Regions from separate parts of the Homo sapiens genome. Here all the other regions are linked to region 1. Evidence: chromatin loops called from intact Hi-C (ENCODE). Cell type or tissue: heart right ventricle. All regions are shown on one strand. Links, peaks and the distances in the headings refer to the core of each region. The heading gives the core; the rest is flanking DNA.

Region 1 (9,873 bases), core at 1-5,000:
ACCAGGACGATGCTGGGTGCAAGAGGGGACGGGGATGGAGCAAAACAGAAAGGATCCACCAGGGCCTGCAACCACGTCTTTGGCCCCGGTGAGGGGTGGGACCTTGTGTATAGGTCCAGGCAGCAGCAGCTGCAGACAGAGGCCTAGAGGGTTTGGAGAAGGCCGACCACAAAGACACGCCTAGACCCCAGAGTCTAGTGAGGAGAGGGACTGGGGGCAGTGTTTCGGCAGCAGACCCAGACCCAGACTCAGACCCAAGCCCCCCTCCTCACTGATCAAAACCCCAAGGGCAGGGAGCCCTTCCTGCTCCTTCCCGCCAGAGCCTGGAGGATGAGGGGCAGACGGGAGGCCCGGCCACTGGTGCCTGCTCCTTTGATCAGCTGTAGTCCCTTCCCCTTCACAGGGCACTTGTCTTGCTGGTTGGGGTCACCAGGGATTGCTCCCCCAAGTACCCATCAGCCTCCAGGGCCCAAATGATTCCATGCAGTAGCTCTCTCCCCCTCTTCTGAGAAGGCTCTTGGCTCCCAGAAACGGAAACCATGCCTGGGCCTGCTCCCCTTCCTTGGGCTGTGACCCCCCTGCCACAGAGGCCCCCCCCCCGCCACAGAGGTCCCCCCTGCCACAGAGGTCCCCCTGCCACAGAGGCCTGGTGGCCCCTGAGCTGCTGCTCCGAGTGGAATGTCCTGGTCTAGAGGCCCTTGGCTGCTCCAGTGTCTTAAGACCCATATATGAGTGCTGGCTCTGACCTTGAACAAGCTCCTCCATCGCTCCAGGCCTCGTTTTTCAGGTGTATATGATGATAGTATCTCTAGGCCTCGTTTTTCAGTTGTAAAGCAGGGATGATCATATGTGTTTAACTCCCAGATTGTTATCAAGTCAAGGACAACAATAGGAAAACATGTCACCTGTCAGCTCCACACAAGGCAAAGTAGGATGGGTGACCCCTGACTAGGGGGTGGGAGTGCAGGGGGCACCCGACCCATCTGGCCAGCCACAGCCTCTGTACCCTGCTCGCATTTTCAGGCCTCAATCCCCAAGCACTGTTGGCCCTGGACTGTTTCCCCCCCTCAATTCTGTTTCTCAATGCCTGCTTCTTCCCAGTAAGTGCCACACCCTGAGGGTGGGTGGGAGAGTGAGGCAGCACTGCCCACTTTGGCTGGGACTGGGCACTGCTGGGGACAGCACGGGCCACGTCTTCCCCATCTCAAGACTGGCTTTTTGGCTAGGCATTGTGACTCACGCCTGTAATCTCAGCACTTTGGGAGGCTGAGGTGGGAGAATTGCTTCAGCCCAGGAGTTCCAGACCAGCCTGGGCAAAATAGCAAGAATTCATCTTTATGAAAAAGAAAAAAAAAATTAGCCAGGCATGGTGGCACACACTTATAGTCCCAGATACTTAGGAGGCCGAGGTGGGAGGATCCCTTGAGCCCATGAGTTGGAGGCCGTGGTGAGCTATCAGTTGCACCACTGCACTCCAGCCTGGATGGCAGAGCAAGACCCCAACTCAAAAAAAAAAAAAAAAAAAAAAAGGCGGCCTTTTCCCAGCTGGCAGCACCCTGGCTAGTTAGGGTTTCTCCGAATCTGCAACTCCTGTGTGATGGCGGGTCTCAAATGCTGGCAGCAGAGTCACCGGTCAGCGGCAAGACCTGGAGTCTCCATTTGGAACCAGCACCCGGGAGCCTCTGCTGGGGGTGATCATGGAGCCGCACGTGGAGGCTGGTGGCTCTGATGGTTCGAGCCGTTCCTCGGCAGCACAGCACACCCGCTCCTGAGGAGCCACGGAGCTCATGAGCGTTGGCAAAGTGCTGTCAGTGCTGGCTGTAAGGAAACAGGCTTGACTTTTAACTCAGCCTTTCCCAAACTTGACTATAATACTTTCTTGAAAATCAGAATAACCACTAACATCACAAAACGAGTGTTCTCAGGAGTGGGCATGTTTATCTCGTTCTCTTTTTTTTTTTCTTTTTGAGACGGAGCCTCGCTCTGTTGCCCAGGCTGGAGTGCAATGGTGCGATCTCGACTCACGGCAATCTCCGTCTCCCCGGTTCAAGCGATTCTCCTGCCTCAGGCTCCCGAGTAGTTGGGATTACAGGCGCACGCCACCACGCCCGATTAATGTTTATTTTTAGTACAGACGGGGTTTCTCCATGTTGGTCAGGATGGTCTCGAACTCCTGACCTCAGGTGAGCCTCCTGCCTTGGCCTCCCAAAGTGCTGGGATTATAGGCGTGAGCCACCACGCCCAGTCTTTTTTTAAATATTTGAGTGAAATAAAGCCTAGGAGATATGTGTTCCAGGCGCCCAAGCTGTTAATGTGGAGCTTGAATGTGGCCTGGACCTGCCCTTTCCTCTTCTCCTTTCATCCCCCTCCCTGCCGCCCACATCCTGAACTGCTCTGAGCCTGCAGAAGAACCCAGCGGGAATCTTCAGGGTTGTGGAAGGGTGTAGGGATGGAAAGGGACCAGGATTCGCCTGTTTGGCTGGGAAAATCGGTAGAGGAGGGTGGCTCACACTTCTAAGATGTCTGCACAAGCCCAGTTTGTTTGGGGGTTGGGGAGGAAGGTCTTTTCCTGGCCCACTGTCCCTCCCGAGTCAGCAGTCCCCCAGAGAGACGAAGAGCAGCTGGGCACGGCTGGAGCTGGTCGGTGGCAGAGAATCTTGTCCTGCCTTTTCTTCTCAAGCTCAAAATAGGCACATGCAGCTATTAACTGATATGCCAGAAGGGGCATCCCTTACCCGGAGGAAAATGGATTTATTGCTTTATAAAAAAGAAGTCTAATAAAACTGAAGAGAAAATAACTAAAAATCCAAACACAACTCACCCCTCTAAGCACGCCCAGGAGGTCTCAAGACACACTTCTGGGGGCAGTCAAGGTGGGCGGGTTGGTGGGCCAGGCGGACGGGCCTCCCCCGTCATCAGCTCCAGGGCCCCACGGAGCCCGCCGGCAGGGGGTGCTGTGGGCCTGTGGCCTTGGACAAGCTCCTGGCCCCACGCCAGGATGGCTCCTGGGCACTGGCCCAGCTGCAGGCCTGGCGGCTCCCGCCTGGTCAGTGGGGATAAGGGCTAACTCCTAGAGCCCACCCCGACCCCACACACACCTCGGACCCACCCACGTCCCCACCCCGGCCTGGACCTCCACGTCTGCCGGCCACAGCCTTTCGTCCACCTCCACAAAAGCAGCTGTGTGTATGTACGGGGTGCCCTGGCGGCGGTCCTCAAATTCCCTTCAGGTGGCAGACAGAACGAGGGTGACAGTGAAAACGTGTCCGCGGCATTGGCCCTCGGGGAGGAGGCGAGGGGTCCACCCAGCCCGCTAAACCCTCTCCAGGGCATAAGCCAGGTGGGGCTTCTCCACCGGCCTCCAACGGGTGGGCAGGCCCTGGACAGGCGACAGGGGGCTGGAATTACAAAGGAATTAGCACCGACAACAGGAAGCGGGTCCTTCCTTCCTCAGGCAGCCTCAGGCTGGCCGGGGAGGGGGTGGGGGCCAGGCGCGGGCGAGACAGTGCAAGCCTTTGTCCTCAGGCAGGTACGGCTGTGGGCATGCAGCCGAGGGGCAGGTGGCAGGCAGGGGATGGCAGCCCCCTCTGCTTTGGCAAGAGGCAGAATCCAGACACTGGCGGGAGAGCGCCTGCCTGCCGGGCGTTCCTGGCTCCTGCTGCAGGCACCACAGAGACCCCAGGCCCCGGGTCCCCGGGGGGCGGCAGAGCAAAGTCAGGGCAGCCCCTGCGTTCGGCAGGAGAAAACGCGCGTGTCCGGGGCCCTCTCCCGTCCTTCCACCACAGAGCTCCGAGGCAGGGCCCCGGGAGGGAGCGTGAACGCTGGCACGGAGACGGCGAAGGTCCTGGGGGTGCGTGGGGTACTCTGGAGGGGCAGGACAGGGGTCAGTCACTGAAGCACAGGCAGGAGACCGCAGTTCCGAGGCGGCAGCCACTACACGAAGGCCTCCTGGTTGGACGAGCCGTTGATTTTGAGGAAGAGTTTGTCATCCTCCTGCCTCTGCTGCAGCTGCCGCTCCAGCTGGCGCCGGTAGCAGATCAGGTAGAGCGGGAGGCAGAAGCCCAGCAGGCTGAGAAGGAGCAGCCCCACGTTCACCTGGGGAGGCAGGGAGGCCGCGCATCACAGGGCGTGGTGGTGCGCCGAGGCTGCAGACCCGCCCTCCACTCGGGTTTGGGAAAGGGGAGAAGGTCACGGGGTGGAAGGGGGAACGAAACAGGAAGGCCCACGAGGTCCCATATGCCAGCGTCCCGGTTCCCAACTCTTCACAGGCCATGTGGCCACCCTCAGGGCCTGGGCCCCCAGGAAACACGGGCTGATCTGAACCTCTGGGCTTGGAACAAGTTCCTGGTACCTGGTGAGGAAATCTGGCCCTCGGAGGTGGGGCGGGGACAGGAACTGTGTTCTTTTTTTTTTTTTTTTTTTTTTTTTGAGACGAAGTCTCGCGCTGTCGTCATTCAGGCTGGAGTGCAGTGGCGCAATCTCAGCTCACTGCAATCTCCGCCTCCCGGGTTCAAGTGATTCTCCTGTCTCAGCCTCCCGAGTATCTGGGATTACAGGCACCTGCCACCACACCTGGCTAATTTTTGTATTTTTAGTAGAGACCTGGTTTCACCATGTTGGCCAGGCTGGTCTTGAACTCCTGACCTCAAGTGATGCTCCCGCCTCGGCCTCTCAAAGTGCTGGGATTACAGGTGTGAGCCACCGCGCCCGGCCCAGGAACTCTGTTCTATTTCTCCCCAAATCAGGTCCAGAGAGGACATGTTCCTTTTCCTGCCTAGCCACCATTCACAAAGGGACTCTTAACCAATCCTAACCAACGCTCCCACATGTCCTCGGGGCCCTGAAGCCCCCGAGGGGGACCTTGCAGCTCGCAGTTAGCAGAAGGGGGCAGGCGCCCATGACCCACCATCCCCCGACCCCTCTTACCCACAGAGGGTCTCCCTGGAGAGGACCCATCATGGCCAGAAACAGCGGCTGCTGCAGAAGGGCGAAGAGCGCGCTGATCAGAGACTGCAGTCCCGTGAGGCTGCCGAACTGGGTGGAGGGGTACCTGCAGGGCAAGCGACAGCTCACAGCCATCCTGCCTCCTGGGCTTTGCTTGGCCCCAGGTGTCTGGTGACCCCGGGCTGCACCGTTGGTGCCAGAGAAGGGTGGGGTGCCAGCCCTCGGATTCCTTCCTGCTGGGCAGTTCTGTTTTTTTTTTTTTTTTTTTAAGATGGAGTCTTGCACTGTCGCCTGGGCTGGAGTGCAATGACACGATCTCGGCTCACTGCAACCTCCGCCTCCCCAGTCCAAACAATTCTCCTGCCTCAGCCTCCCTAGTAGCTGGGATTACAGGCGCCCGCCACCACATCTGGCTAATTTTTTGTATTTTTAGTAGAGACGGGGTTTCACTACGTTGGCCAGGCTGGTCTCAAACTCCTGACCTTGTGATCTGCCTGCCTCGGCCTCCCAAAGTTCTGGGATTACAGGCGTGAGCCACCGCGCCCGGCCCTGCTGGGTGGTTCTGCAAAGTGTTTCTCTTTGGACCAGCTCCAGGCCCCAGACTCTGGGGAGGGCCCACCCCACTCAGCTGTGCCCAGGGCCTGTGGGTGTCTGGCTGAGCCGAGTGGAAAGCGTGGTGCCAGCGGGGACCTGCGGTTTGGGAAACAGGCCCAGAGAGGAGTGTGGAGGCTGGGCTTGGCTCTGCAGTGCCCTCGTCCAGAGAAGCATTGAGTAATCGCGGAAACTCAGCACCACAGATCCCGCCCCCCTCCCTCAGACCCTGCCAGGACAGCCACAGCTTCCTCCAGGCCTGGGGAGGGGCAGGCGGAGGGCAAGCGGAGCTGGGATTACCCCAGGGGCTGTTGCGGGAATTGGGAGAGAGTTCCGGGCTAAATCTTAGCACATGTCAGGCTCTGCTGGCCCAGAGGTGGGAAAGGAATCCCAGCAACACATGAGCTGGTCCCACATCAGAGACTGTGGATGATGATGTTTGAGTTTCAGTTTTTGGGTCAAGGCCTGAGCCAGAGAAGAAGGAACCACTGTGGTTCCTTTTATGTTTCTGGGGCTTCTTGGAAAAAGATACAGGTTTCATTTTAGCCAGGGCTGGAGAAAGCTATGGCCAGAGCTGGGCGCACTGAGGCTCTGGATGGGCCCGTCTGGTGTATTCTGGACTCAGTCACCCATGTTGCTGCCCGTGATGAGGGCAACTGGAACTTCCGCATTTAGCTTCAGGCAGCCAGAACCTACCCATCCTTCCCAGTGAGCAGCCAGGGCCAGCCCCAGGACTCGGCTGTAGTGGCCCCTGAGGCCATAATGAGCTGCACAGGTGCCTGACCCTGGCTGGGGGAACTGACTTCGTGTTGAATGCCAAGGCTTGTGAGCACCCAACTGTCTGCCCACTGACCTGCTTCCCACGAGGTATGGCCTTTCCCTGAAACACCCAGCAGAAACCCTGGTACCTGTCCCCTGAAGCAGGAAGATGAGCCCTTCTGGGACAGGCTGACCCTGCCTCAGAGTCTCAGTCCCACCAGCAACCTCCCCCCGGCCATTCCCACACCCTCGCCCACCAGGCCACCTGCGGCTTCCAGGACTTACACGGCAGCGTACAGGCCCCCGACAGCGGAGTGGATGAATCCTCGCACGATTGTGTGCAGGATGAAGGAGAGGATCTGGGGGAGGAAAAGGCGACTGTGGGCATAAGGCCTTAAGGGACCGTCCCCTCAGCCCCCGCCCTCCAATTCCTGGGGGCCCTCACCCCAGGGGCAGTGTCAGCCTGGAGTTGGATCAACCCCATCCTCCGGAGCCAATTGTGAATTTTCAGAAATTTTGCAAGCCAGTCGTTAACACAGTCATTTTTTGTTTGTTTGTTTGTTTTGTTTTTTGTTTTGTTTGAGAAGAAGTCTTGCTTTGTCGCCCAGGCTGGAGTGCAGTGGCGTGATCTTGGCTCACTGCAAGCTTCGCCTCCTGGATTCAAGCAATTCTCCTGCCTCAGCCTTCGGAGTAGCTAGGATTACAGGCCCACGCCACCATGCCCGGCTAATTTTTGTATTTTTTAAGCAGAGATGGGGTTTCACCATGTTGGCCCGGCTGGTCTCAAACTCATGACGTTGTGATCCACCCGCCTCAGCCTCCCAAAATGATGGGATTACAGGCATGAGCCACTGCGCCCAGCCTAACCGAGTCATTATTAAAAATTAAATTATAGGCTGGGCAAGGTGGCTCACGCCCGTAATCCCAGTGCTTTGGGAGGCCGAGGAGGTGGATCACCTGAGGTCAGGAGTTCGAAACCAGCCTGGCCAACATGGCGAAACCCTGTCTTTACTAAAAATACAAAAAATTAGCTGGGCGTGGTGGTGGGCACCTGTAATCTCAGCTGCTTGGGAAGTTGAGGCAGGAGAATCGCTTGAACCAAGAGGTGGAGGTTGCAGTGAGCTGAGATCACGGCATTGCACTCCAGCCTGGTGACAAAGTGAGACTCTGTCTCAAAAAAAAAAAATAATAATAATAATAATAATTAAATTATAAGCCGAGAATGGTGGCTCACACCTGTAGTCCCAGCACTTTGGGAGGCTGAGGTGGGTGGATCATATGAGGTCAGGAGTTTGAGATCAGCCTGGCCAACACAGTGAAACCCCATCTTTACTAAAAATACAAAAATTAGCCGGGTGTGGTGGCGGGCGCCTGTATTCCCAGCTACTCAGGAGGGTGAGGCAGGAGAATCGCTTGAACCGGGGAGGCGGAGGTTGCGGTGAGCCGAGATAGCACCACTGCACTCCAGCCTGGGTGACAGAGCTAGACTCTGTCTCAAAAAAAAAAAAATTACATAAATTTATGACTAAATAAATAAATTATATTAAAGTAAAGGTAATGAATACTCAAAACTCTGAAAACTCATCACTTCCTGGCCTGGTGCAGTGGCTCACACCTGTAATCCCCACACTCTGGGAGGCCTGGGAGGATCACTTGAGCCCAGGAGTTCCAGACCAGCCTGGGCAACATGTCAAGACCCCATCTCTGCAAAAAAATATAAAAATTAACTGGGCTTGGTGGTACGTGCCCGTAGTCCCAGCTACTCAGGAGGCTGAGGTGGGAGGATCACCTGAGCTCGGGAAGTCAAGGCTGCAGTGAGCCAAGATCCCACCACTGCACTCGAGCCTGGCTGATGGGAGTGAGACCCTGTCTCAAAAAAAAACAAAATGAACGAACAAAACCATGGAAAACCTCATCCCTTCCTAATTATTTTACTTGGTTCACTAGAGCCTGTGCACGCATCAGGCTTTCCTTTTTTTTTTTTTGGAGACAGAGTCTTGCTGTGTAGCCCAGGCTGGAATGCAGTGGCACGGCTCACTGCAAGCTCCGCCTCCTGGATTCAAGCAATTCTCCTGCCTCAGCCTCCCTAGTAGCTGGGATTACAGGTGCATGCCACCAAGCCCGGCTAATTTTTGTATTTTTTGTAGAGACGGGGTTTCACTAGGCTGGTCTCGAACTCCTGACCTCAGGTGATCCACCCGCGTTGGCCTCCCAAAGTGCTGGGATTACAGGCGTGAGCCACCGTGCCCGGCCAGGCTTTTCACATCTACTGTAGAAATACCACGTGTCACTGTGACTCTCCAGTTCCACAGTCAGTGGCAACACATGGGCAGCTGGAAATCAGCCACGGTGAGTGCATGTGCACCGTGGAAGTCGGCAAACACTAGAACCAGGGCCCTGCTGACAGACGTGTATGGGCACAGCACTGAGCAAGAGGTTGCTGACCACGGCCTCGAGCTGCCTTTGCCCACCTCGGACTGTGCTCCAGGGTCTCCCAAGCCTGGTCACCCGGCCCTCCCAGCAGGTGGCTGCCCTCTCACCTCCCTCGTGAAGTGTTTCTTCGCTTTTTGTTTTGTTTTCTTTTTGTGGTTTGTTCTGTTTTGTTTGGTTTTGTTTTGGGACGGTCTCGCTCTACACCCCAGGCTGGAGTGCAGTGGTGTGGTCTCGGCTCACTGCAACCTCTGTCTCCTGGGTTCAAGCGATTGTTCTCCCTCAGCCTCCTGAGTAGCTGGGATTACAGGCATGTGCCACCAGGCCCGGCTAATTTTTTTTTTTTTTTTTTTGAGACAAGGTCTCACTCCGGTTGCCCAGGCTGGAGTGCACTGGTGCAATCTCAGTTCACTGCAGCCTCAACTTCCCGGGGTGCAGTGAGCCGAGATTCTCCCACCTCAGCCTCCTGAGTAGCTGGGACTACAGGTGCACTCCACAACACCTGGCTAATTTTTATTTTTAGTAGAGACAGGGTGTCGCCATATTGCCCAGGCTGGTCCTAGTAAAGTTCTGTCGCTGTCTGTGGGAGGCCCCCTGCCCAGGAAGGCTGCTGCTGGCGGACTCCGCCAACTCCGAGAGGCACTTTTTAAGAGCCATCCTCTTGGCCACCAGGTCCCTGTGGTCGCCTTGTCTTCTGTACACAGCCCTGCCATCCCGCTCAGCAGCCAGGACCTGTTCCCAGGAATGTGGGTGGTGGGGGGGCAGGGGCTGCTCTTGGCAGTGTTGAAAGAGGGCTGTGCCCAGTGCCCACACACACACACACACACGCACGCTGTGCAGGCCTCCCCACCTCAAATGCCTTGTTGCCTTTTTACAACTTTTCTTTCAGTGAGACCTACATAAAACAAAAAGATGACTGTCCCCACTGAGCACTGCCCCTCGACTGGACAAGGCGGTTAGGGCAAAGGTCTGCCAGTCTTGCAGAGAAAGCAGCCCAGGAGGCCAGGGAGGGCCGGAGGGATGCAGCACCCCCTGGGGCCGGCACAAATGTTCCACGGCCCGCTGCGCTCTGCACGCCCAGTGTTGGCACGTACACACAACAGTTCCCACGGTGGGGCACACCTGGGTGTTCAACGTACCTCAAGGCCT
Region 2 (10,562 bases), core at 3,371-8,370, 290 kb after region 1:
AGTTTTTCTATATCTTTACTGTTTTTCTGTTTACTTGTTCTGTCATTTACTGAGAGGGATATTGAAATCTCTAACTGTAATAATTGTAAGTTTCTCTGTCTCTCTGCAGTTCTATTAGTTTTTGCTTCATGTATTTCAAAGCTGTATTATTAAATATCTATATAATTTAGAATTCTTGTGTCCACTTGATGAGTTGACTCTTATTATTATGAAATGATTTTATCCCTGGGAAATTCTGTGCTTTGAAGTCTGCTTTGATATTAGCATAGCCACTTTGGCGTTTTTTTTGTTTTGTTTTGTTTTTTCTCTCCTAGAGACAACATCTTGCTCTGTTGCCCAGGCTGGAGTACAGTGGTACATTCACGGCTCAGTGCAGCCTCAACACCTTGGGCTCAAGCAATCCTCCCACCTCCGCCTCCTGAGTAGCTGGGACTACAGGCATGTGCCACCACGCCCAGCTAATTTTATTTTGTTTTTTATTTATTTATTTATTTTTGAGACGAAGTCTCACTCTGTTGCCAGGCTGGAGTGCAGTGGCGTGATCTCGGCTCACTGCAACCTCCGCCTCCCAGGTTCAAGCGATTCTCCTGCCTCAGCCTCCTGAGTAGCTAGGGCTACAGGCACGCATCACCATGCTCAGCTGATTTTTGTATTTTTAGTAGAGATAGGGTTTCACCATGTTGGCCAGGATGGTCTCCATCTCTTGACGTCATGATCTGCCCGCCTCAGCCTCCCAAAGTGCTGGGGTTAAAGGCGTGAGCCACCATAATTGGCCTAATTTTATTTTTTGTGGACATGGAGTCCTGCCATGTTGCCCACACTGGTCTTGAATTCCTGGCCTCCAGCAATCCTCCTGCCTCAGCCTCCCAAGTAGTTGGGACTGCAGGCTGCACCTGTAGTCTGGGAGGTGGAGTGCCGGGCCTGCCTGTGGACTGCCTGGACTGGGGCTGGGACGGCAGTGCCACCACGCCCGGCTCATTTCTTTTCTTTTTATTTGTAGGGGCGGGGTCTCACTTTGTTGCCCAGGCTGGTCTCAAACTCCTGGCCTCAATCCTCCTGCCTTAGCCTCTCAAAAGGCTGAATTACAGGCATAAGCTACTGTGCCTGGCCATTGTGTATACTTTCTATTGCTAGCCGTTCAAGTTCACTAATGGTTTCTCAGGCAGTGCCTAATCTGCTGTTAATCCCATTGAGTGTATTTTTCTTCTCAGATAGTATAGTTTTTATCCCTAGAAGCTTGATTTTGGGTCTTTAAAAACTCATCTACATCTCTGCTTAATTTTTGGGACATACAGAGCACAATGACAGTATTTGTTGTAAGGTCCTTGTCTGTGGATTCTGGTGTCTGTGTTAGGTCCGGATTTGTTTCCGTCAGTTGATCCCGGCCTCTCCGATCATGGATCATATTTTCCTGCTGCTTTTCATGCCTGGCCCTCGGACCGAATGCCAGACATTGGGATTCGTACCTCGTTGGGTGCTAGAAACTTTTGTAATCCTGTAATTATTCTTGAGCTTTTTTCAGGGATACAGTTAACTTGGAGACAGTTTGATCTTTTGGTGTGTTGCTTTTAAGATTTATTAGAGAATCAGAGAGCTGCATTTAGTCTAGGTGTAGTTATTCCCAATACTGAATCGAGACCTGACAGACTGTTCTACCTCGTGCCCCATGAATATGAATTTTTCCCATCTGACTGGTAGAAACAGGTACTATTTCAAGCTTGCTGTAAACACAGGCATGGTTCCCTCTGGCCTTCTCAGATGATTCTCACCCTGGCCTCAGATCGTGTCCACACACACACACGGGCCAACCAGGACTCTGCTGACTACCCAGGAAACCTGCCACCCATTTCTGGAGTTCTCTGTGTACAGCCCTCTCTTCTCTGCTACTCTGTCCGGCCAGCTAGACGGCGATCTCCCCAGACTCTCGGCCCCCATTTCTGCACCTCGGGTTCTGGCAGGCCCCCTAAGCCCTTGAGGCACTGAGCTGGTGCAGACCCACTCGCTCGCTTTCCTGTGCACAGCAGGCGCTACCCCTCATTGAAAACCATGCGTCTCACGTATTTTCTCCCTTTCTGGTGGGGGGAGGGGGTTATGTTAGGTGTTAGGGTGAACCTGGTCTCTGTTGCTCCATTTGTCCGGTACGTAGTTTTAAAAGTTGAATATTTTTGCGAGGTGTGTCCTTAAAAACAAAACAGCATTCTCCTGCCTCACTTTTCTTTGGCCTCTGACTCCTGTCTAGAGACAGTCTGTTTCAAATCTCACAGCTGTTTCTTCTCTGTTTGTCTCCATATTTCTAAATAACACATTTGTGCTGCTCTTCGTTAATTTTTTCAGTTGAAACATTTGTTTATTAACTTCACGCTATGGGAGATTAGAATGTGGTGCTCTCTCTTTTTTTTTTTTCTTTTTTAAGAGTCTCACACTGTCACCCAGGCTGGAGTCCAGTGGCGTGATCTTGGCTCACTGCAACCTCCGCCTCCTGGACTCAAGCAATCCTCCTTGCCTCAGCCTCCTCAGTAGCTGGGATTACAGGCGTGCACCACTGCACCCTGCTAATTTTTGTTTTTATTTTTTTATTTTTTGAGACGGAGTCTCACTGTGTCGCCCAGGCTGGAGTGCAGTGGCGCGGTCTCGGTTGACTGCAAGCTCCACCTCCCGGATTCACGCCATTCTCCTGCTTGAGTAGCTGGGACTACAGGCACCCACCACCATGCCCGGGTGATTTTTTTTGTATTTTCAGTAGAGACGGGGTTTCACTGTGTTAGCCAGGATGGTCTCCATCTCCTGACCTCGTGATCTGCCCGCCTCAGCCTCCCAAAGTGCTGGGATTACAGGCGTGAGCCACCGCCCCCAACCGTATTTTTTTTTTTTTTTTTTTTTTTTTGTAGCGATGGAGTCTATGTTGTCCAGGCTGGTCTTGAACTCCTGGGCTCAAGCAATCCGCCCACCTGAGCCTCCCAAAGTGCCAGGATTACAGGTGTGAGCCACAGCGCCCAGCTTAGAATGTAGCTCTCTTATACCTCTCTTGTCCCTGCTGTCCACATGGAAGAAGTAGATGTTAATATCGATTAGCTCAATATTTATTTATTTATTTATTTATTTGAGATGGAGTCTCACTTTGTTGCCCAGGCTGGAGTGCAGTTGCATGATCTTGGCTCACTGCAACCTCCACCTCCCAGTTCAAGCTATCCTCATGCCTCAGCCTCACCAGTAGCTGGGATTACAGGCACACACCACCATGCCCAGCTAATTTTTGTATTTTTAGTAGAGATGGGGTTTCACCATGTTGGCCAGGTTGGTCTCGATCCCCTGACCTCAAGTGATCCGCCCACCTTGACCTCCTAAAGTGCTAAGATTATTGGCGTGAGTCACTGTGCCCAGCTTTTTTTTTTTTTTTTTTTTTTGAGATGAAGTTTTGCTTTGTTGCCCAGGCTGGAGTGCACTGGAACGATCTCCGCTCACTGCAACCTCCCCCGGGTTCAAGTGATTCTCCTGCCTCAGGCTCCCAAGTAGCTGGGATTACAAGTGCCCGCCACCACGCCCAGCTAATTTTTGTATTTTTAGTAGAGACGAAGTTTCACCATGTTGGCCAGGCTAGTCTCGAACTGCTGACCTCAGGTGATCTGCCTGCCTCAGCCTCCCAAAGTGTTGGGATTACAGGCGTGAGCCACCGTGCCCGGCCAAGATTTATTTATTTAGTTATTTGGAGACAGGTTCTTGCTTTGCCATCCAGGCTGGAGTGCAGTGGCTCAAAAAGGGCTTACTGTAGCCTCAACCTCCCAGGCTCAAGTGATCTTCCCACCTCAGCTTTCCCAGTAGCTGGGAGCGTGAACCACCACGCCCAACTAATTTATTTTATTTTATTTTATTTTATTTTATTTTATTTTATTTTTTTGAGACGAGTCTCACTCTGTCACCCAGGCTGGAGTGCAATGGCACAATCTCGGCTCACTGCAACCTCCACCTCCCGGGCTCAAGCGATTCTCCTGCCTCAGCCTCCCGAGTAGCTGGGATTACAGGTGCCCGCCACCACACTCAGCTAATTTTTTTTATTTTTAGTAGAGACGGCGTTTCACCACGTTGGCCAGGCTGGTCTCGAACTCCTGACCTCAGGTGATCCACCCACCTTGGCCTCCCAAAGTGTTGGGATTACAGGTGTGAGCCACCGTGCCTGGCCCCAACTACTTTTTATATTTTTTTGTAGAAACAGAGTTTTGCCATGTTGTCCAGGCTGGTCTTGAGCTCCTGAGTTCAGGTAATCCACCTGCCTCGGTCTCCCAATGTGCTGGGATTACGAACGTGAGCCCCTGCAGGGGGCCGACATCAAAATTTAAATGGCCAGTCAGATTGAAGTTTTTCTATGAAACATATCTTGCTTTATTAAAAATTTAAAGTTTTCAAAACATACTTGTAGAAGGCAATTTTCAAATGGTTGTTATGTTTTCAGATATTTTTAGTAATCAGAACAACATAATTTTATTGTTTTACTAATCAGCCAATTTTTGAACTAAATCTGAAGTCACTAAGAGATGATGGTCAATCATGAATATTTGGAAAAAAATTTGTGATATAATTTATAGAAAAGAAATGTTCAGAGTGTATTGAATAATTTTAATAACATATAACTAATTAAGTACATATATTAACTAATTATAACTGTGACATTGAAAATATAAAATCGACTTTAAGCTGGTCAGCATCAAGAAGCTGGAAGATGTTCATGTGGCTTATTTGAAATCTTCCGCTGTGTATCTCCTCCTTCCCAAATGATTTCTCAGTAGGAAGCTATGTTTGAACTCAGAGAAGGAGCTGTTTCTTAAAAATTAAACTGTCTCTGCTGCTCCCAATAGACAAAGGTGCTTAGCTGGTTCCCACTGAAGTACACTAATTCACTGTCTTAATTTAAATTTACCAATATATGCGGGGCATAGTGGCCCATGCCTGTAATCCCAGCACTTTGGGAGGCTGAGGTGGGCGAATCACCTGAGGTCAGGAGTTTGAGACCAGCCTGGCCAACATGGTGAAACCTCGTCTCTACTAAAAATACAAAAAAATTAGCTGGGCATAGTGGCACGCGCCTGTATTCCCAGCTACTAGGGAGGCTGAGGCAGGAGAATCGCTTGAACCTGGGAATCGGAGGTTGCAGTGAGCTGAGATTGCACCATTGTACTCCAGCCTGGACAACAAGAGTGAAACTCTGTCTCAAAAATAAATAAATAAAAATAACTTTAACAACATAGTTCTTCAATTAGTCCATAACTAACTTTTACTATTAGTAGGGTTTTCACTTAAGGGTAAGTGGAATTGAACCCAGTAATTCTTAGGCTGGACCTTAGGTGGATCACCTGAGGTCAGGAGTTCAAGACCAGCCTGGCCAACATGGTGAAACGCCGTCTCTACTAAAAATAAAAAAAATTAGCCGAGTGTGGTGGCGGGCACCTGTAATCCCAGCTACTCGGGAGGCTGAGGCAGGAGAATCACTTGAGCCCGGGAGGTGGAAGTTGCAGTGAGCCGAGATTGTGCCATTGCACTCCAGCCTGGGCGACAGAGTGAGACTTGTCTCAAAAAAATAAAATAAAAACAAATTAGTTGGGCGTGGTGGTTCACGCTCCCAGCTACTGGGAAAGCTGAGGTGGGAAGTAATTCTTGCATCCTGTCTTCGTTTTCCTACCTGGAACTGAGTCCTGGCCTTTGCCTAAGTGAGATAATGGAAAGGAAAGGAAAGTTGGAGAATCTCAGGTCTGGACCTTAGCAGTGAATTCAGCACAATCGCAGAATGTTGAGGTAGAGGAAACTGTTGTAGAGATCAGTTGATCAGTTTTTAATCATTAAATAAAAACGTGAATGAGGCAGTGAAGTAACTTCCCCAAGGTCACACAATGGGTTGCTACAAGAAATGAGAATGAGCATTTGTCATTTCCCAGTGAGAACAGTTTCCATTGTGCCCGGACCTTCAAAGATTAACCTTCATACCAAAGTTTTTGCCTACTTGAAAATTGTATTTAAGTACATAGATCGTGTGAGTGAGTCTACTGCGGGAATGTTATATACATAATTAAAATTATCTCTATTTCACATTTATATATTTGTCCATTAAAACTTGCATAATTAAATAAATGTAAAATATAACTGAGATAATCAGACATCTGTTTTCTTTAATAAACATTAATCTTGAATAGATAATATGGTTAAATGATTTCAAAAAGATAATGTAGTTACATGATTTAAAGTTATAGCTACCGAATTGTGTGTGCAGAGAAATCTTACTCCTACCCTTGCCGCCCCTGCCACCCACTGCTGCCCTCTAGAGGTAAAGTTTTCGTGGTTTCTTTTTATCCTTCAGGCGTTTCTTCATGAGAATGTAACCAAATACAAATATATATTCTCGTTCCGTACTCCACTTTGCCTACACAAAAGGCAGCATACTGTGTACACTATCGTGTCTTTTTCTCCTGCTTTTACTTATTTATTATTATTTTAATAGAGATGAGACCTCACTATGCTGTTCAGGCTGGTCTCAAACTCCTGGGCTCAAGCGATTCTCCCACTTCAGTCTCCCAAAGTGCTAGGATTACAGGCGTGAGCGCTGCGCCCAGCCATATCCTGTTTTTTTAAAGTTTTCTGGCCAGGTGTGGTGGCCCCCGCCTGTAATCCCGACACTTTGGGAGGCCAAGCTTGGCAGATCGCTTGAGCTCAGGAGTTTAAGACCAGCCTGGGCAACATGACGAAACCCTGTCTCTACCAAAAATACAGAAAATTAGCCAGGCGTGGTGGTGTACACCTGCAGTCCTAGCCACCCGGGAGGCTGAGGTGAGAGGATCACTTGAGCCTGGGAGAAAGAGGCTGCAGTGAGCCAGGGCTGTGCCACTACACTCCAGCCTGGGTGACAGAGTGAGACTCCATCTCAAAAAACAACAAAAAAATTTTTTTTTGGCCTAGAGATAATCCCATATACTTGTATATGCTTAGAGATCTTTTTTTTTTCTTTTTTCTTTTTTTGAGACGGAGTCTCTCTGTCACCCAGGGTGGAGTGCAATGGCGCAATCTCGGCTCAGTGCAACCTCTGCCTCTTGGGTTCAAGCAGTTCTCCTGTCTCAGCTTGCCTAGTAGCTGGGACCACAGGAGCCCACCACCACGCCCGGCTAAATTTTTTATATTTTTAGTAGAGATGGGGTTTTACCATGTTGGCCAGGCTGGTCTCGAACTCCTGACTTCAAGTGATCTGCCCACCTCTGCCTCCCGAAGTGCTGGGATTATAGGCGTGGGCCACTGCGCCCGGCCACCGGCTAATTTTTTTATATTTTTAATAGATATGGGGTTTTACCATGTTGGCCAGGCTGGTCTCAAACTCCTGACTTCAGGTGATCTGCCCACCTCTGCCTCCCGAAGTGCTGGGATTACAGGCGGGGACCGCTGTGCCCGGCCACCGTTTTAGTTTTTACACTGAAATTATTCATGCTGCTTCTGTCTTATACTGTTGTGGGTTCTTGATTTATGGTGTTTCGGGCTTCATTTTCACACAACTTGGAATGTGCGGGTTTTCTCTGTTCCCTGGTTTCACTGAAGATGTCGTTTCTAATGAGAGATGTGTATACGTCTGTGTGCACGTGCATGTATGTGTATGCAGTTGGCATTCATTCCTGTTGCTCTGTATTGGTTTTTAGAGTGGGAAGATGTGGGGCTAGGCCATCATTATGCTCTTTCTAGAACTGGAACCTACTAGATATTAATTTTTATTTACACAAATTGTAATTTGATGCTTTAAATTGGAGAGGGAATCGGGTAAATTATTCGGCTAAATTATTAAATTGACACATCACTTTTTTTTGCAGTAGTAACGTTTTGTTAAAATGAGCGAATTTGTTATCACATTCTCAGCTTTCAGGAAGGTGAGCTGAGACAAAGCAATGCTTAGCATTTTTCTGAAACCTTTGGATGCAGTCAGGACAAGAGAGAGGTGATTGTGCCCAGCTTTATCACCTCTGGCCAGGTTTCTAGTGTTTGTGTGTGTGTGTGTGTGTTGTATTTAATTGAATGATTGCTTTGGACATTTTCTGTTTTGGGGGCAAAAGTGTTTATAGTGAAGATGGGCTGGGCTCAGTGGCTCATACCTTCAGTCCCAACACTTTGGGAGGCTGAGGCAGGAGGATCGCTGGAGACCAGGAATTCAAGATTGGCCTGGGCAACATAGTGAGACCCTGTCTCTACAGAAAACAAACAAAAAAATTATCCAGGCCTGATAGCACACTCCTCTAGTCCTGGCTACTCGGGAAGTCGAGGTGGGAGGATCACTTGAGCCCAGGAGGTCAAGGCTGCAGTGATCTGTAATCACACCAGTGCACTCCAGCCTGGGTGACAGATCAAGACCCTGTCTCAAAAAAAAAATTAAAAAGAAAAAGAAGATGGAGATGATGAAAGGATTGAAGGATACTTATTGCTTAGTCAGAAATACAGGGCTATGGGCCGGGTGCCATGGCTGACACCTGTAATCGCAGCACTTTGGGAGGTCGAGGCAGGAGGATCAGTTGCGCCCAGGAGTTAAAGATCAGCCTGGGTAGCTGTAGAGACAAAAGTAGTCTCTACAAAAAAAAATACAAAAAATAATCCAGGCGTGATCTCGTGTAACTAGTTCCACCTGCCGGGGAGGCCGAGTCGGGGGATTGCTTGAGGCCAGGAGGTCAAGGCCTGCAGTGAGCTATGATCATGCCGCTGTACTCCAACCTGGGCATTGGAGCAATACCCTGTCTCAAGGGGGAAAAAAAAAGAAAATAAACATAGGGCTATGGAAAAATATTCCTTTATTTCAGTACCCAGCTCCACTGGGCCTTTCCTTTCTCCAGTGTCTGTTAAAGCTCAGGGGGATAAGATTGCTGTTCAGGATTACTTACTCTCGAATTTCGTTGTAACCAGATCAGTGAGCCAGTGCGGAAATAGCTTTCTTATAGTGACTTCTACCTCACGGGGCATTTCACCGCAGTGCTTTCTCCTCTGTTGGGAAAGGACGCACACTCTGTGCTAGCGGGTGGAGAACTAAAGTTCATTTTGTATCCTCCCAGCACCTAATCCAGAACTTGTGCCATGTGAGGTGACCAGTACAATTAAGTCTAGCCCACAAATAGGCAGGAATTCCAAAATGTGCGTTGAAATTGTCTTGGCGGGGCACGGTGGCTCACTCCTGTAATGCCAGCACTTTGGGAAGCCGAGGCGGGTGGATCATTTGAGATCAGGAGTTCGAGACCAGCCTGGCATACATGGTGAAACCCTATCTCTATTAAAAATAGAAAAATTAGCCAGGCGTGATGGCGGGTACCTGTAATCCCAGCTACTTGGGAGACTGAGGTTGCAGTGAGTTGAGATCGCGCCACTGCCCTCCAGCTTGGGCAACACAGCGAGACCCCGTCTCAGGAAAAGAAAAAAGAAATTGTCTGATATTTATAGAATTTTCAAAGTGTGAGAAATAAAACTTCAGACATAATTCGTGCTTCATACTATATTGAATTAGATGATTTTAAAGTCTCCCGTATTTACCACTGTATTTTTGTCTGCGTATATAAGTTCCATGCACCTATACTATGGCTAACAATATTTTACTTTGACTAAAATTTGTTACACAATACTTAATTATTAGTGTTACTTATTATTGAAAGACATTAGTTGAAATTTCTTTCAGCCTGATTTCATCCATTTTCTGCCAAGAGGCAATTGTAAATTATTGGATTGACTCTTCTACATATTGTTTGTAGTTGTTAAGAAAGTACTTACTGGTAGAAGTTGAATTTTTTGTTGCCCTTATTCTCCATTGTCTGTTTAGCGAATTTTTCTCTGCGATGGCTCACTTAACCATTATAATGATAAAAATGATAGGTGTGAGTGCAAATAATTTGAGGTGCTAAGAGTCTGCTCTGAAATATCCTGTTTCGGCCGGGCATGGTGGCTTATGCCTGTAATCCCAGCACTTTGGGAGATTGAGGTGGGCGGGTCACCTGAGGTCAGGAGTTTGAGACCAGCCTGGCCAACATGGTGAAACCCTGTCTCTACTAAAAATCACAAAAATTAGCTGGGTGTGGTGGCCAGCGCCTGTAATCCTAGCTACTCGGGAGGCTGAGGCAGGAGAATCTCTTGAAATCGGGAGGCGGAGGTTGCAGTGAGCCGAGATGGCGCCGTTGCACTCCAGCCTGGGTAACAAGAGCGAGACTACGTCTCAAAAAAAAAAAAAAATCCTATTTTCCCCCTAGGTCAAAGCCAGTGATATGTAAAGCTAGCATAGAGCAAAAGAGTCTGAGAACCATGATGTTGACCTGTCTTATTAGAATGGTTTGATTTGCAGGTGACACAAAGCAGAAGATGTGTCAGAAGTTAAGTCTCTGCATTACTGCTTTGGGGTGTAATTTAATTTTTAGAAGGATTTTTACTTAGCTGTAGACTGATTTTTCTGGGGTCTCGTGGCCCCTTGCCATTCACAACATGCACTGCAACATGTTGCTATGTAGAATGCACCGGATTCTTGCCGTCCATTTGGCTCCGGGCTGTCTCTCGTCTCTTGTGCCAGATTTGCACATCTG
Region 3 (10,562 bases), core at 3,069-8,068, 210 kb after region 1:
CTTGAAAAAGCTCTACCAAAAAAAGTCACCGGCCACTCCCTTGTCACAGTTATTAGACAGGAGGAGAAATGATAATTCTACTGCCCTTCATTCTACAAATGTTTGAGTGCTAACTGTATTCCAGATTCTCAAAAAGCTATTGCCAGGTATCTCTGGGGCTACTGATTTCCTGATCATAATGCAATGGCAACCAACGGGCACTTGGGCATGGTGAGGGTGGGCAAGCTTTCAAAAGCAGCGTGGATCTGGCATTCTTTTCCACGAATGCACCTCAACTACTTGGCACCAGTGGTAACACAGCAACCAGGGTTCCGACCTAGAGAATCCCGTAACCTTCTGACTGGAACGGGGTCTGGGCTGTCGCTACACATCCTGGTGGAAGGCAGCTATCATCCCTACCTTCTGCCTTCTGTCTCTTAAATCTGAACCACAAACAGCAACGTCCATACCCTCAGCATTGTTAGAATCCCCTGCAGCCTCCAGTTCTCATACTGTCTGTATTCTACTCGCCAGTTTGGAGAGGTCTGGTGGAGAAAAGGAGTCTCTTTTCAGGCTTGACAACAAATAGAACTCAGGGCCGGGCGCGGTGGCTCACGCCTGTCATCCCAGCACTGTGGGAGGCCGAAGCGGGCGGATCACCTGAGGTCGGGAGCTCAAGACCAGCCTGGCCAACATGGAGAAATCCCATCTTTACTAAAAATACAAAATTAGCCGGGCGTACTGGCGAATGCCTGTAATGCCAGCTTCTCGGGAGGCTGAGGCAGGAGAATCGCTTGAACCTGGGAGGCAGAGGTTGCGGTGAACCAAGACTGTGCCACTGTACTCCAGCCTTGGTGACAGAGGGAGACTCTGTCTTAAGAAAAAAAGAAAAAAAAAAAAAAAGGGCCGGGCTCACGCCTGTAATCCCAGCACTTTGGGAGGCCAAATCACCTAAGGCCGGGAGTTTGATACCAACCTGACCAACATAGTGAAATCCCGTCTCTACTAAAAATACAAAATTAGCCAGGCGTGGTGGCGGGCGCCTGTAATCCCAGCTACTCGGGAGGCTGAAGCAGGAGAATCACTTGAACCCGGAAGGCGGAGGTTGCCGTAAGCCAAGATCGCGCCATTGCGCTCCAGCCTGGGCAACAAGAGTGAAACTCCATCTCAAAAACAAAACAAAACAAAACAAAACAAAACAAAACCAACAACTCAGAAGGAGGCATATGTGTTATAAAGTCTTTACTACAACTTTGATTTTATTAGTGGTTGGTTACTGACTCTGCCAAGAGTACAGAATGAAGGGCAGAGAGTAAGGACTGGAAAACTGGCAGGAAACACACTGACAGCCGTCATCCCTGGAGGAAACTGCTCAATAAAACGGCTCCATATTTACTTCTCTGGTCACGGTTCATACTCCACGATTTTAACAAAGGAGTCGAGGAAGCTAGATACTGTAAGTGGAACGGTGTGTCTCTGGAGGTAAGCAGGCTTGCTGATTTCTTGTTTTATAATTCTTTTTTAATTACAATGTAACTACTAAGAGCTTCAGTTCCCACTGGAGTGGTGCACACATCTCATTACTACTAAAACCACAGGAATGTTCCAGGGAAACAGACTATCATCACTGAGCGAGGTGGAATCCAGCCAAAACCCCAGGCTAACATCCAGATGCCTGCAGATCAGCTAAAATCCTTTTAAAGGACTTGGAATCTCCAGATACTAGTTTTAAGTCTTTTCTGGGAACTGGGAGTTTGTACTGGAGGCCACTTAACTATTTCAAAAAATATTCACCAAAATAGGTGTCTCTCTGACTGCAACGGTTTGAGTCCTCCTCAGCCCTCATATCCTAGGCTTCGGACTGTTGGGAAAGTCTTATCTTCCTGACGAAAGCTCAGCAGCAACAGAACCTGTTATTTTTTTGTTGAGACAGGGTCTTACTCTGTCACCCAGGCTGGAGTGCAGTAGTGCGATCTTGGCTCACTGCAGCCTCAGCCTACCAGGCTCAGGTGACCCTATCTCAGCTTCTCGAGTAGGTGGGACTACAGGCATGTGCCACCATGCTCGGTGAACTAAAAAAACTTTTTTGTAGTGATACGGTCTCACTATATTGCCCAGGCTGGTTTTGAACTCCTGGGCTCAAGTGATCCTCCCACCTCAGCGTCTCAAAGTACTGGGATTACAGGTGTGAGCCTCTACACTGGGCCTGCAGAACCTACACAGAATCCGCACCTGGTCTGCAGAACCCACACCCGACCCACAGAACCCACACCCGACCCACAGAACCCACATCTGGCAGCAGAACCTCTTAATATTTTTTTTTTTTCTTTGAGATGGAGTCTGGCTCTGTCACCCAGGCTGGAGTGCAGTGGCGCGATCTCGGCTCACTGCAAGCTCTTCCTCCCGGGTTCACCCCATTCTCCTGCCTCAACCTCCCGAGTAGCTGTGAATACAGGCGTCCGCCACCACGCCCGACTAATTTTTTTGTATTTTTAGTAGAGACGGGGTTTCACCGTGTTAGCCAGGATGGTCTGGATCTCCTGACCTCGTGATCTGCCTGCCTCGGCCTCCCAAAGTGCTGGGATTACAGGCTTGAGCCACCGCACCCGGCCTCTTATTTTTTTTTTTGAGATGGAGTCTCACACTGTCACCTGGGCTGGAGTGCAGTGGAGCGATCTCGGCTCACTGCAACCTCCGCCTCCTGGGTTCAAGAGATTCTCCTGCCTCAGCCTCCCAAGTAGCTGGGATTACAGGTGCCCACCACCACGCCTGGCTAGTTTTTTGTATTTTTAGTAAAGATGGGGTTTCACCATGTTGGCCAGGCTGGTCTTGAACTCCTGACATCAGGTGATCCGCCCACCTTAGCCTCCCAAAGTGCTGGGATTACAGGCGTGAGCCACCATACCTGGCCAGCAAAACCTCTTTAACTTGTGTTCCATGGGCTCCTTTTCTGTGGGTCAAAATCCTCCTGGAACCCTACAATGCAGGCCCTACAGGGGTGGGTGGTAAGTCCAACAAACAGGATTTCATCTTCTGGAGCTCCTGGATTTCATCGTCCCATGGGCCACAGTGCAGCGACAGAACCTCCTCAGCTTTCTGTATTGTGCTCAGGGCTTCGGGTACTGCAAACCTGAGCCAAGGGAGGTAAGAGGAGTTAGTTCACTGATTTGTGAGGCAAATGTTAATTGAGGGCCTACTCACACACCGTGAAGAATGTAAGATCATTTCTGTCATCAAGGATCCTACAATCTAGAACAGTAAGTAAGACACTGTCACAAACACGCTGCAAAACAAAAGTGTGAGAAAACAGTTATAAAAGATAGTATAGACGCCAGGATCCTGAGAACACGAGGCAAATCTCAAAGCTTTTTTTTTTTTTTTTGAGACAAGAGTTTCACTCTTGTCGCCCAGGTATTTGTGCGACCTCGGCTCACTGCAACCTCCGCCTCCCGGGTTCAAGTGATTCTCCTGCCTCAACCTCCTGGGCAGCTGGATTACAGGCGTGAGCTACCACACCCGGCCTCAAAGTTTTCATCTGGTATTTACCACAGGTTTACATAGCAGTTTTCATTTTAGGGTGACCATCTTAGGGCTGACCTCTGACCTAACTCTGCAGCCCTTTTCTCTCTCTCTGACCAAACAGAATGTCTCTGTGTCTTGGGTACCAGGCCCACTCAGCACAGCCTTAGGTTGAAGCTTTAAGCACTTTCTCATAGCCACATACACCAAGGGCAGCTTTACCAGGGTTGGAGGTTCCACCCGGAAATCCTGAAATTGGGCCCTAAATGGTCTCAGTAGCAAAAGTGGATTTGGCATCAGCTCATCAGCGTGCTGTTCTTTCCTTTTAACCTTCAAAGTAGAACAGGGGATTTAAAACAAAAAACAAACAACAGCAGCAAAAAAGCAGGGTTTCTCGACCCTGACACTATTGACACTGTTGCTGGCTCCTTCTTTGCTGGGGTTGGTGGGGGGGGCACTGTCTTGTACCCGGGAGGATGCTTAGCAGCACCTCTGGCCTCTTTCGAATAGATGCCAGCAGCACCCCCCTTCCAAGTCATGACAATCCAAAATGTCTCCAGAGATCGCTTGAGCCCAGGAGTTGCAGGAAGCAGTGAGCTGTGACCGAGCCACTGTACTCCAGCCTGGGCAAGACAGCAAGACCCCTTCTCAAAAAAAAAAAAAAAAAAGTCTCCAGGCAATGCCACATGTTGTCTGGGGGTAAAATCAGCCCTGGTTCAAGCAAACGCTTTAAAAGGAAGAGGATGCAGAGTAGGGAGAAGGCAGAGAGCCTGGAGCTGAGAGTGCTGGGAATGAGACAGCCAAAGGGGCTGTGACGAACCAGAGAACAACCAGAAGGAGAGCTATACTGGAGGGTGGGTGGGGCTGCCTGGCCAAGTTCTCTCTGGGAAACTCACTTGAGATCTAAAAGCTTTCCCCATATCTCCCAGGAGGAAATTCTTTTTTTTTTTTTTTTTGAGATGGAGTCTCGCTCTGTCGCCCAGGCTACAGTGCAGTGGCGCGATCTTGGCTCACTGCAAGCTCCGCCTCCCAGGAGGAAATTCTAAAGCGTTATGTTTGTTAGCAAAACAGAAGGCAAAGATCTCTCCTAAAGAGGAAATAAAGAAGTTTCAACATGCTTTTAAAAACACCATAGAAAAAAAGTAATACCCAGAAGAGCCTAGGAAAGGAACAGTGTGTGCCCTGTGAAGTGGGAAAGGGACTCACCCGTTGAAAAAGATCTGGGCCAATTTGAAGAGCTCATGGCCCATTTCAACACTGGACGGCCCGTGGCGAACCTCCACCACGTAGAGACTCCTCTGTAGATGGGTGGCTGACTTTTGCCAGTCTCCTGTGAGAAGAGAAAAATCTTGTTCCAGAAAAGAACCACTGTCAACTGTGGATGCATATTTTCAGGGGGAGGAAATGGAACGAGAGGGGGAGCACCCTCAGTTTACAGAGCGGGGGGTAACCAGGCAGACAAGGCCGGGGCCACGGCGAAGTGCCCACAGCAGACTGTTCCCGACGCAGAACGTGAAGGCTCATGCTGTACCTAAGGCAGCACAGGCCCGGGCCAGGCCATCCGCGATCTCTCCCACCACGGCGTGCTCTGCCCACAGGAAGCTCTCGGCGTCACGCTGGCACCCCGACAGCCGCTGAACAGCTCGCTCTGTCAATGCAGAGGAAAGACGTCTCACTATAGACAGAAGCCCAGTCCTAGGAATGAGAATCCAGGTCTCAAATCCTCTGAATCAGCTGGGCTGAATGTGGAAATTCCCCCTGGCCTCCCTGGGTTGTCACCAACGCACAATGTCTGTTCCAATAAAGCTGCTGTTTTCTTCTGTTTTCTCTGTCAGTGGAGAAAGGCGCTAGGGGAGGCCTCCCCACATTTACACTGTATTTTCAACATTAACTTCCCAACTCGACCAACTCTACCTTTCACGTACGGCCATGATTTCTCTTGACCCTGAAATCTAAGCTAAAGGTCAACTTTCATAAAGCAGGGTAAATAAAAATCCCATGATGTCAAGCTCTAAGGCAGGGTTTTCAAGGGCAATGGGGAGCTCCGCAAGTCTCAGACAAAAGCAAGACACTCCTATCAGCTGGGCTCACGCCCCACTGCTCTCTAGCAGAGACTAGCTCTGAGGAGGGAAGAACCGCCCTTCTAGGAAGTTACATCACTAGGCCCTGGAATTAAAATAAATGACACTCAACTTCTGGAACTGCACACAGCTCACGGATGTCAGCGATGACCCGTTAGTTGGCAGGGGTACTTCAACTTAGCAATCAGATGCAGAAGAAAACAACAGCTGAAATCACCTGGCCCCTTTTCAAGGGCCCCACAGTAACAAAGCTGGTCAGGGTTTGGACTCACTGGCCTATATAGCCATCTTGTGGCTGGCATGGGGATAATTACATCCAATTCTCCCATCAGTACTGAGTATCCCTGAGTCCAAAACGGTATCAGAACAAATAAAAGGGAAGGGGCTGGAGGACCAAAGCAGGGAGCCAGTCTCACCTAGTTCACCATCTCTGAGAAGCTTCTGGGCCACTCTGACCTGCTGCTGTAGGTCCTGTAACCGAGAGACCAGGTGGTCCCTGCTGACGGCGGATTCTGCACAAGATCTGCTGCCACAGCGCAGCACGTCATCTCCCTGTGGAAGTCAGTTTTCTCTTTATTCCAATGCCAGGGTCAGTTATCAACACCGCCTGTGCTTACATTACAGGACTGCTCCATAGTTTCTTACCTCATGGGGGAAAGAGACTCCTGTAACAATACATCGTGACGAAAGTCTGAGCGAATTTTGTTTGATGGCGGCAATGGCGGCAATTCTAATGAAGTGTATCAGCAGTAGCTGATCCCACCTGAGATTTCATTTTTGGAACAGAACTGGTACAGTGCACAATTTCTTTCCACTTCTATAGCCCCTCTTGTCGCTTTTTGGGGCCAGGACTTTAGATGACAAACATTTCTTTTTTTTGAGATGGAGTCTCGCTCGGTCTCCAGGCTGGAGTGCAGTGGTGCGATCTCGGCTCACTCCAAGCTCCGCCTCCCGGGTTCACGCCATTCTCCTGCCTCAGTCTCCCGAGTAGCTGGGACTACAGGTGCCCACCACCAAGCCCGGCTAAATTTTTGTGTGTGTTATTTATTTTTTTTTTTTAGTAGAGACGGGGTTTCACCGTGTAAGCCAGGATGGTCTCGATTTTCTGACCTCATGATCCGCTCGCCTCAGCCTCCCAAAGTGCTGGGATTACAGGCGTGAGCCACCGTGCCCGGCCTTGATGACAAACATTTCTAGTAGTTATGAAAAAGTCCTCAGAAAACCAATAGAAGGCCAGGTGCGGTGGCTCACGCCTGTAATCCCAGCACTTTGGGAGGGCGAGGCGGGTGGATCCATGAGGTCAGGAGATCGAGACCATCCTGGCTAACACGGTGAAACCCCGTCTCTACTAAAAATACAAAAAATTAGCCGGGCATGGTGGTGGCGGGCGCCTGTAGTCTCACCTACTCGGGAGGCTGAGGCAGGAGAATGGCGTGAACCCGGGAGGTGGAGCTTGCAGTGAGCCGAGATTGCACCACTGCACTCCAGCCTGGGTGACATGAGAGAGACTCTGTCTCACAAAAGAAAAAGAAAAAAAAAAAAAAAAGAAAACCAATAGAAAGGCTGGGCGTGGTGGCTCACGCCTGTAATCCCAGCGCTTTGGGTGGTCGAGGCAGGTAGGTCGCTTGAGGCCAGGAGATCGAGACCAGCCTGGCCAACATGGAGAACATGGCCAACTCGTCTCTACTAAAAATACAAAGATTAGCTGGGCATGGTGGTGCATGCCTGTAATCCCAGCTACTGGGGAGGCTGAGGCAGGAGAATTGCTTGAGTCTGGGAGGTTGAGGCTGTGGTAAGCAGAGATCGTGCCACTGCACTCACTTCAGCCTGGATGACAGGGCAAGACCCCATCTCAAAAAAAAAAAAGAAAAAAAAAAAAACTAATAGAAAAAGGTGCTAGGTGCGATCGTCCTACATTTGACCTTGGGTCTCCAAGTTTAGCTTTCTAACACAACCGGCTCTGCCTTTCACTCATGACTCCCCTAAGAAGAATACGGCACTTGTGGCAGAGGGGAAACCTCCGAGGTGGACATCTGCTGTGTTTCAAAGGCCGATATCTATTTTCTCATTTGGCAACAGCAACCCAACCCAGTTTCTCATAAGGATCCCTCTCACCCTCAGTCCCATGGCCCTTGCCCTACAGCTGAGGGTGTGGCATGTGGCTCACATATGGCTCCTTCCTCTGGCCCAAATGGCTGGAGGAAAACTATGTCTAATTTTCCTCCAGCCACAGTTCTCAGGTCAATGAAACACAGTAACATCTCTGCCCAGGCTGCTGTTTGAGTGGCATGTGCTCTTATCCTCCTTGGCAGGAAATCCGCAGGCTGGGCTGCTGGCAGCCATCCTGCATCGTAAGAGGGAAGTCTATCTGAGGATGGGCTAACACAGAGAAAATGAAGCTGAGAGGGGTGGACAGAAAGCCCCTGGATCAAGCTGTATCTTAAGCAGCCTTATCCTGGAATTTTTCTCATAACATTTTTTTTGGTAGAGACAGGGTCTTGCTATGTTGCCCAGGCTGGTCTTGAACCCCTGGCCTCCAAGTGATCTGTCCACCTCAGCCTCCCAAAGTGCTGGGATAATAGGCATGTGTCACTGTGCCCAGCCTATCCTGGGACTTTTCAATGACTGACTTCAGCAAATAAATTCCCAGTCTCCCCCAGATCCCAAACCAGTTCAGATGGGATCTTCTGTCCTTTATAAAGGAAACATTACTAAATTGAACCTTTCCCTGTGGTTTCTCTGGAGGGGAACTAGTGTATGGGGATGACTGGCTAAAATGGAGGTGATATTACTGGTCTCAGCACTTACAAGTCCCTGATGGCTTCCTCCTAAACACTGATCACCCTTGGGGTGGAAAACTGACCTCCAGGAAAAGTGGAGGAGACAGAAGAGAGAATTACCTGCATGGGCGCTCCGCAACTGTTGCAACAGAATGCTTCCCACCTGGGCCCTGCAGCCATCCTGTGTGCCTCAGTTTGACAAGCTGGACAGGCGCAGTCAAAGAAATACTGAGACCTCAGCTTCTGCTGCCTTTCGGCAACCCCCATCCGGCTCTTGTGAGGCCCTGGAGGGAGATCACCGTCAGCCAATATTGAAAGCAAGAGAGAGTCAAACACTACGTAAAAACCTTCAGCTTAGCAGAGGGTCTGGACAATTACCTATCATGTGACAGCTAACCTTTACCCAAATATTTGTGGAACTGGATACTAAAATAAGCTTCCAAGTTGCTGAGACAGGAAGAAAGAGAAGCCAAGAAGTTGTTCCTAGCCCATTTTCAGAATAGGAAGTTTATAGTGATTAAACAGCGAGACATAGTTTAGCCGCAATAGGGCCCTAGCACGAAGGCCATTCCTTCCATCCTCCCTTCCTTGTTTTTGGCCTAAGTGTTCACTGCCTCTTCCAGGAAGCAGACAGTAGACAGGTGAAGTCACATGCCTGGTGGCTTGCTGACTTGCGTCCCCGTCCTTTTCTGTTGGAGAAGGGCAGGATGGCAGTGCGGAGGGATGGCTCACCATAGCAGTGGAGAATCTCTTGCCCCTTTCTAATCCGCTGTGACGCCCGGATGGTGGCGACAGTGCTAATGAAGGACACGCTGGTGTTGGGGCTACAGGAGTGGTTCAGGAGGCTGATAACAGGGAAGATGCCTGTGGCAAGGCGCACCTGCCTGCTGTCGGTAACGATGCTCCCTTTAGGTCCTGAAAGGGCAAGAGGAAAGAAGGAAAAAGGTGTCAGCACATGAGCCCTGGCCTTGCCCTCTGTTCCTCAGAAGATGAGCTGGGCAGCTAGGCCTGCAGCCCGTGTGAGTCATGGCTCCACAGCCAGATCCAATATAAATCAGATGGGACATGACTCACGGCAAGCTCCAGTCCCCAGGAAGCAAAGTGGATGAACGCACACAAAGTCCACTGGAGTCCTGGAACCTAACGACTGTGTCTCTACACCACGAAATAGCCAAAGATAAGAACTTATAAAGAAGTAATAAAAAAGGGATGATAAGTAGGGAGCGTTCTAGATAGTTTCATAATGTTCTCACATAGAAACCAGAGCCCCTGTTGAGGTGACTTCCCAAAGACTTTTAGAGCCCAAGGGCTTTTGTTTATCTGGTCTTTGGTTGGTTAACAGAACAAGCGACCTAGTTACTACCCCAAACTTTATATATTTAAGCAGGCCAGGCACCAGGGCTCCTGCCTGAAATCCCGAGGCTCACGCAGAAGAATTGCTTGAGCCCAGGAGTTCAAGGCCAGCCTGGACAACACAGCTAGATTTGGTCTCTAAAAAAAAAAAATTAAAATATTAGCCAGCTGTGGTGGTGCACACCTGTAGTCCCAGCTACTCAGGAGGCTGAGGTGGGAGGATCAGTTGAGCCCTAGAGAGCGAGGCTGCAGTGAGCCAGGATTGCACCACTGCACTCCAGCCTGGGTGACAGAGCAGGCCCTGTCTGAAGAAAAATAAATAAAAATTTAAAAAAAGTTTTACTCTAATTGTAACATTTATTATTTTTTTCTTTTTTGGTCTTTTCAGGCCCATAGTTTACTTTAAAATTTTGTTCATTTTGGCCGGGCGCGGTGGCTCACGCCTGTAATCCCAGTACTTTGGGAGGCCGAGGCGGGCAGATCACAAGGTCAGGAGATCGAGACCATCCTGACTAACACGGTGAAATCCCGTCTCTACTAAAAACACAAAAAATTAGCTGGGTGTGGTGGTACGTGCCTGTAGTCCCAGCTACTCAGGAGGCTGAGGCAGGAGAATCGCTTGAACCCCTGAGGACGTTGCAGTGAGCCAAGATCGTGCTGCTGCACTCCAGCCTAGACAACAAGAGTGAGACCCCGCCTCCAAAAAAAAAAAAATTTGTTCATTTCAGAAAAGAAAGCATGGTGGATAATTAGCACTTTAAAAGTCCACCTGTAACACTTCACTTAGCCAGAGGCTCTACCTGTGCTGGCTTTTCTCAAAGCCATCTGTCCTAGGAGTATGTACAGTAAA

The links. Hi-C counts contacts between places; a loop is a spot of excess contacts. Peaks named below come from ENCODE experiments on the same cell type or tissue, not always from the same donor. Only the 100,000 strongest peaks of a DNase experiment are listed, where the experiment ranks them.
Region 2: a loop joins it to region 1, with 2.8 times the contacts of the local background. A loop is called at or near these places in 6 of 110 quality-filtered maps.
Region 3: it touches region 1 in a loop (4-fold over the local background); 9 of 110 quality-filtered maps call a loop at or near these places.

The regions. Positions count from the first base shown.
Region 1 is chr17:1,571,671-1,581,543 of GRCh38, forward strand. SLC43A2 (solute carrier family 43 member 2) reads right to left here. Exons shown (of 14, transcript NM_152346.3): 12 at 6,580-6,653; 13 at 4,927-5,050; 14 at 1-4,095. The coding sequence ends at 3,934. Among named protein-coding and RNA genes, the nearest start is that of PITPNA, 14 kb to the left of the region's middle. RefSeq lists enhancers at 1-590, 3,846-4,658, 4,659-5,470, 5,471-6,282, 6,283-7,093. In heart right ventricle, for the core only: a CTCF peak has its summit at 2,929 (motif pointing right); DNase peaks (open chromatin) are centred at 2,971, 3,962 and 4,161; H3K4me3 peaks cover 882 bases; H3K27ac peaks cover 3,074 bases.
Region 2 is chr17:1,859,336-1,869,897 of GRCh38, forward strand. The region is part of intron 5 of RPA1 (replication protein A1); the gene reads left to right. Among named protein-coding and RNA genes, the nearest start is that of RPA1, 35 kb to the left of the region's middle. In heart right ventricle, for the core only: a CTCF peak has its summit at 6,314 (motif pointing left); no DNase peak of the experiment used is centred there.
Region 3 is chr17:1,778,331-1,788,892 of GRCh38, forward strand. SMYD4 (SET and MYND domain containing 4) reads right to left here. Exons shown (of 11, transcript NM_052928.3): 6 at 9,092-9,274; 7 at 8,480-8,643; 8 at 5,996-6,131; 9 at 5,030-5,146; 10 at 4,705-4,828; 11 at 1,155-3,109. The coding sequence ends at 2,956. Among named protein-coding and RNA genes, the nearest start is that of SERPINF1, 22 kb to the left of the region's middle. RefSeq lists an enhancer at 5,525-5,819. In heart right ventricle, for the core only: CTCF peaks have their summits at 5,876 (motif pointing left) and 6,075; DNase peaks (open chromatin) are centred at 4,401, 4,771, 5,081, 5,701 and 1 weaker place; H3K4me3 peaks cover 1,239 bases; H3K27ac peaks cover 5,000 bases.